Regions from separate parts of the Mus musculus genome. Here region 1 is linked to region 2. A link is a contact called in ENCODE Hi-C data. All regions are on one chromosome and are shown on one strand. The core of a region is the stretch at or near the end of the contact, and the rest is flanking DNA. Distances in the headings are between cores, read along the strand shown.

Evidence for each region. A loop is a pair of places that touch in the nucleus more often than their neighbours do.
Region 1: a loop to region 2 is called in a map of regulatory T cell, with 10 times the contacts of the local background. The contact joins the promoter of Cd68 here to the promoter of Llgl1 in region 2. A Hi-C loop is called at or near these places in 3 of 37 maps with a recorded cell type or tissue (T-helper 17 cell, T-helper 2 cell and regulatory T cell).

The regions. Positions count from the first base shown.
Region 1 is chr11:69,664,477-69,667,569 of GRCm38, forward strand. It overlaps Cd68 (CD68 antigen), which reads right to left and starts at 1,694. Exons shown (of 6, transcript NM_001291058.1): 1 at 1,544-1,694; 2 at 1,027-1,460; 3 at 771-890; 4 at 559-637; 5 at 275-445; 6 at 1-28. The coding sequence starts at 1,586. Eif4a1 (eukaryotic translation initiation factor 4A1) reads right to left here. Exons shown (of 11, transcript NM_144958.4): 11 at 2,460-3,093. The coding sequence ends at 2,997.
Region 2 is chr11:60,698,434-60,701,763 of GRCm38, forward strand. It overlaps Llgl1 (LLGL1 scribble cell polarity complex component), which reads left to right and starts at 1,267. Exons shown (of 21, transcript NM_001159404.2): 1 at 1,267-1,508. The coding sequence starts at 1,428.

The sequences.
Region 1 (3,093 bases), core at 444-2,943, 9.0 Mb after region 2:
AGGGACTGGTCACGGTTGCAAGAGAAACCTGGCAGAATAATGGGATCCCTGAGAATTGCTGCAGTGGTGGACGGGCTAAAGGTGGGAGGTGGGGGAGGACGGAAGAGGAAAGGGGATGAAGAAAGGCTGAGGAGCCAACCCATAGGTGAGAGCAGTCAGCAAAGGGGAAATAAGGCAGTCTTGTAGAGGAGGCGGAGGTCTAGAAAAAGAGTTCTGGGGAAGGTTTCCAGAGCAATGGGAGAGCTCTAGGAAAGAAGAAGTAGGTAGGGCTTACATGGCCCGAAGTGTCCCTTGTCAGGCAGCTGAGCAGCCTGTAGCCTTAGAGAGAGCAGGTCAAGGTGAACAGCTGGAGAAAGAACTATGCTTGCATTTCCACAGCAGAAGCTTTGGCCCAAGGGAGCTTGGAGCTCTCGAAGAGATGAATTCTGCGCCATGAATGTCCACTCTGCAGTAATTAGTAATTAAGAGTCAAATCCAGTCCTGACTCCTGAGTCCTCCCCACCAGCCCAGCACGCCCAGCCTAGACTTTTAGTGTGGTAAGGAGAAGAGATTACTCACGTGCTGCCTGTGGGAAGGACACATTGTATTCCACCGCCATGTAGTCCAGGTAGACTGTACTCGGGCTCTGATGTAGGTCCTTAAGGTGAACAGAAAGACTCAAGGCATCAGGGACAGAGGCATCCATGTCCACAGAGCAAGAACAGAGGCTCCGGGGGTACAGGTATGGGATATGGAAGAATAGAGGATAGAGACAAACTCAAGCTGTATACCTGTTTGAATCCAAAGGTAAGCTGTCCATAAGGAAATGAGAGAGACAGGTGGGGATGGGTACCGTCACAACCTCCCTGGACCTTGGTTTTGTTGGGATTCAAAACAGATATGCCCCAAGCCTGTAGAAGTGCAATGGTGGGTCTGAAATCACAAGAATGCTCCATCCAGTTTATCCCCTCCTCTTCTCTTCCTCTTCCCTGCTGAACGAGCCCAGGACTTGCCTCTTGCCCTCTTTAAGCCCCACTTTAGCTTTACCTTTCTTCCACCCTGAATTGGGTATAGGATTCGGATTTGAATTTGGGCTTGGAGCTGAACACAAGGCTGGGAGCCGTTGGCCCACGTGTAGTTCCCAAGAGCCCCCTTGGACCTTGGACTAGGCGAGGGTGGAGGTGGTCCAGGGTGAGGGCCAACAGTGGAGGATCTTGGACTAGTAGCAGTGCCATTTGTGGTGGGAGAAACTGTGGCATGAGAAATTGTGGCATTCCCATGACTGGTGGTGGTGGCAGGGTTATGAGTGACAGTTGTGGGTCCGGAGCTGGTGTGAACTGTGACATTTCCGTGACTGGTGGTGGTGGGCCTGTGGCTGGTCGTAGGGCTGGCTGTGCTTTCTGTGGCTGTAGGTGTCATCGTGAAGGATGGCAGGAGAGTAACGGCCTTTTTGTGAGGACAGTCTTCCTCTGTTCCTTGGGCTTTCAGTAAGAGATTGGTTGGCCACCCAGGTGCAGGCTCCTGCCCATGAGCCCTCCCTCCCCCACCTCCCATTTCTCCTTACCTATAAGCGGTCCTAGCAAGATCAGACACACAGGGAGCCGCATGGCAGAGATGCTCAGACCAGCTAGGCTACACCAGTTCCTTCCTCAATCCAATCCCCTTTGCCTTCTCTTGGAAGAGGAAATGAAAAGCCTCACTTCCCTTAACTAAAATAATCCCACCCCAAACCTGACTCAGACACCTCAGCTTTAGCAACCCACTCAAGCCATTGGTTTTCACAATTAGGCTGTGATTGGCAGTGACGTTCTCAGTGGGCGGTACAAAGCCTTGGTTACCTCGTGAGAATGAGGCAGCTGACTCACACGGAACTTACCTAAGCAAAACTTGCTCTACTTGGGAGCTTACAATGCAGCAGAGAAATGGGAAGCCCTTTCCTCATTGGTAAGAAATGCAACCCCACCCATGCACTCCAATCCTAGCACAGGAGGCCGAAGGCAGATGTAAGAGGTCAGCTTAGCCTATTTATTTAGTTGCAGGACAGGAAGAGCTACAGAACAACCATCTCCCTACATCCCCAAGGTGAGTTGACACCTACATCATCTGGGCTAGGCCTAACCAACCAGTTGAATTTTTTTTTTTTGGTTTTTCAAGACAGGTATTTTGTGTAGCCTTGGCTGTCCTGGAACTCACTTTTGTAGACCAGGCTAGCCTCGAACTCAGAAATCCACCTGCTTCTGCCTCCGGCAGAATGCTGGGATTAAAGGCTTGCGCCACCATACCCAGCCAGTTTAAGTCTTAATGCAGCAAGTTTCACTCATGTCTTGTGCCTAACACTGAGGCAAATTACCAAATGTTAGTAATGTGGGTCATTTGGTATTGCAGGAAGCAACATGGCAAATTCAGTAATCAACTAGTATGGGGGCAGGTGATCCACACTAGCAGGTAGGAGGGAAGGGAAAGAAACAAGAAGCCCAAACAGGCAGTTTCCAAGTAATTTTATTCAGAATTTTGTGTTTGTTTCCTGAATCAATAAATACTATACAAAACAATGTAAAAATGGCTACCATTTTCTCTCCCCTGCTCCCCTCACCAGGGGACAATTCCCTGGACAACCTCACTCAGGGGTTCTCCCTGTAGATTTGGTCCAGCAAATGAGGCCAGCCTTGTTTTTTAGCCCCTTGACTCACTTTTGGAGATTTGGCTGGGGTAGGAAAGCCTTTAGGAACGAGGTGACTAGGTTAGGGAAATGCATTAGTGTTTGGGGGGGGAAGGAGACGGCGCCTGGGGCAGAGCCTACCCCAAAGAAAAGGGTGTCTAAAATGTTCACGGTTCCTTCTTTTTGCCTCAAAAAGTGACATTTATTCATAGAGAAAAAAAACTGAAACAAAAAAAAAAAAAGCCAAAACAAAAACAAGATGTCCATCCCTTGGCTCCCTCCCCTCCCCCCTCCAGCTCTTCCTTAGCCCCACCCCAGGACTGAACCCTGGGCTAGGGCCAGGTCGCAGGACAGCCCCTCAAATGAGGTCAGCAACGTTGAGGGGCATCTCTTCAATGGAGGTGTTGTAGAAAGTCTCAATGTCTCGAAGAGTCCTCTTGTCTTCTTCGGTCACC
Region 2 (3,330 bases), core at 17-2,516:
TAGAGCATGTCCTGAGCATTTGCAAGGTTGAAATCCAACATGGGGTAGCACAAGGACTGTAGCCTAGGCCTCTGAGTTGCTTCTGATCATGACTTGTGTGGGGCTGATCTTGGTCTGTGTTGGCTGCCACTGTTTCTTCCTCTGTGCATCTGGGGTGATATCACTTTAAAATTGTGTGGTATCTGTGCCTCTCTCAGTGAGCTCTTAAAATCATTAAGCGTGTTGAGATCAGGAGGGGCCCTTTGCTGTCTAGCCAACCACTTTAGCTACAGCTCGGGAAAGAGCTGTGAGTCCTGAGCCCCAACTCCCAGGGCGGGTTGAGCAACGCTGGTCGTGGGCAGTTTGGAGGTAGCTAGGTCCCTGTTGCTGCAGTGCAGCTGCCTGAGGGTTAAGGGTCAACGCCTCCTCTCTTGACAAAGATGGGAGGACAGGGGCTTGGCCCGCTTAAACTCCTGGGATCTCTCCCAACACTGAGTCCCTCAGCTAGCAGGAAAAGGTTCAGCCTAGAGGCCATTGTCCAGAAGAGAAAAGTCTCGGGAGGTGGGTGGGACAGGAAGAAAGCGGGGGCGGGGCGCAGCTTTGTTCTCGGAGTTCCCTGTAGGGATGGGGGAAACAAGGGGAGAAGCTGTATCCAGCCCGCTCCTGTTCAGCCCTACGTGCCTGCCACCTCCTGCAGCCCTCCGCCCCTTTTCTTTGCCTCGCGTCCCTCTCAAGGATCTTCTGAGCCGGTGCAAACCGAAGTTCTTTGTGTTGGGTCATGAATAATAACTCTCAAGGAATTGAGATTTTCTTTTTTTTTTTTGAGACATAGTTTTACAATGTAGCTTTTGACTGGCCTGGAACTCAGAGAGATCTGCCTGCCTCTGCTTGCCACCTGATTGCCAGAATTAAAGTTATGCACAACCATCGCGGGCTCCTAGAGAGGGGTTCTTCGATAATAGTTGAGACAAAAAGCGTGGTGTGGAATACACACCGGAGGAATAGGCAAAGTAGTGATCCGTGAAAACTGGCCACACAAACTAGATAACAACGGCAAAGATGGGGGAAGTGGGACCGGGAGGGGCTAGAGAATTGTCCCTGGAATTATTAGAATGTTGTTAGCTCAGTCGTGAGTGGAAAACAACCTTTAGCAAACCACAGCCCAGCTTCCCACGGTTGGGACCCACCTTCGGACTACAAGTCCCAGCAGGCCCCGCACCATTGCGCATGCGTGACTGCCCCCCCCCCCCGGCGAGCCCGGCGAGCCCGGGGGCCCCGTCCTCGCCCATTGTCTGGCGAGCAAGGGGCGGCACGGCACGGCGGGCACGCTCACGTCGTGGGTCGGGCGGGCGTCCGTGGCGTCCCGCGCCTCCGTGCAGGCCCCGCCCCGCGCCTCAGGACCGGCGGGGCCGGGCGCATCCCGCGGCGGTGGCGGAGGCGGGCGCAAGATGATGAAGTTTCGGTTCCGGCGGCAGGGCGCCGACCCGCAGCGCGAGAAGCTTAAGCAGGAGCTCTTCGCCTTCCACAAGGTGCGGCGGCGGGGGCGCCGGCGGCTCAGGCGGGCCACATCGGGCCGCCTCTGCCCTGCGAGCGCCGCGCTGCTCGGGTGTGCCTGGTTGGGGTGTCGGGCTGCGCCCCGCGCCGTGCCGTGCGCTTTCGGGCTCCTGGTCTCTGAACCCCTGATATCTCTCCCGGTGTCCCTTGGGCTCAGTGGGGTCCTCCGACCTATCTGCCTTTCGCTCTTGGCCTCTTTTCTTTCATTTTTGGTGTGTAGCCCGGCTCGGCTGAGGGACATTCAGGGCCAGGTTTTGTTTTCTTTAACTCTTAGGCGGGCGAGAGAGGGAAAAGTGGGGGGTGGGGGGGCTGGGAAATCCCTGCGCCTCCACTTTTCTCACCAGGCTCTGCCCTACCTTGGGGTCCCTAGTTCAAGGGATGTGCTGGTCTGTATGCTCAACTGCATTTCAAACCTTAGTGCCTCAGTTTCCCCCGCCATGAAATGAGGCCAGTTTCCCCCTTGTGGATTCTGGATGTCCTTGCGACCCGGCCAGTTCCTGACCTTACTAAAGTTGGAGAGACGAGATACAGAAGAGACCCGGGAAAGGCCTCAGCTCCCACCTAGTCTGCACTGACCAGTATAGAGCCCCACAAGCCTAACTCTTATCTGTACTGGTGGGGCTCTGATTAGATGTTACTTTTATCCCAGAGCCTGTGTGCATCTTGCTGTTGAGGATTCGATTTCTCATTTCCATTACACACGTTAAAAAACAAACAAACAAACAAAAAAAAAAAAACTGAGGTTCAGTAGGGAGAGGGCCGCTTATCTTTCCTTGCCTTGCTGTGTGATAGCAGTGGAGTAGGAGTTTTGAAGCAGCTGCTACTGTCCTGAGTAGAACTTAGGGACCCTGGACTTCTCTTAGGAGGCACTTTCAGGGGGAGACCCTGCCATGGCTCAGTTTTTTCTTGTTGCGATCTCAGCAATGATCAGGGGGTGCCAGGCTTTACAGACACCATAACTAAAGAGCTGCCAGGAGAGGCTTCTCAGATGGGAGCCTCTTTTTGGCTCACCGTGAGGGTGTGCCCCATGAAACAAGAAGAGAGTGGGTTTTAGCCAGTGAATGGGGTGTGTAGTGGGGACCTCCACAGTTGTGATGAGTCTCTGAAGCATGGCTTCCCCTGACTGATGATGCTACAGTGGGTAGGAGTTGAGGAGGGTGAGGCCCGATTTGAGTGGGAAGCAATGATAGGAGATAGGTCATCTTGGGGAACGAGTTTGATTGCCACAGGGGGTGTTAGGAGATCTCTAGAGAATAGTGAGCCCCAGATTCTTGAGTTTGGACTTGTAGTCCAGGGTGACCAGTGGGTATTGGGTTTAAATCCAGCTCAGACCACAAATTACAAATTGCCTGTAGGATGTGCATCTCCTACTAGTTTAATTTGGATCCCTACCTCCTTGGTACCAGGGCATGGCGGACAATTCTTCATTGAAGGGGTGGTTTATTCCCTGGGAAAGGATGCGGACAAAAAAGCCAAAACAGAAGGGCAGAATATATAGTAGTTCACAGGGTTGGCTAGAGCTGTGGATAAAATATGGTGTGATGAGGGTGTGGGAATATGGACTGGGATGCTGACGTAGGCGGGACCAGTTAGGGAGGCCTTTCAGAGCTGGTCATTTGGGAGTGCCAGGTAACCTGCACAGTGTGGTCGGGGGGGGGGGGGTGCGGGGGGGGGAACAGAAGGAATGCAGAGGATGCCAAAGCTTTAGTCAGCTGCCTAGCCAAAGAGCCAAGTGCTTTGGGGTGGGAGTCAGGTGAACTGGGATGCCCAGAGAAGGACCACATGGTGAGGCCTAGG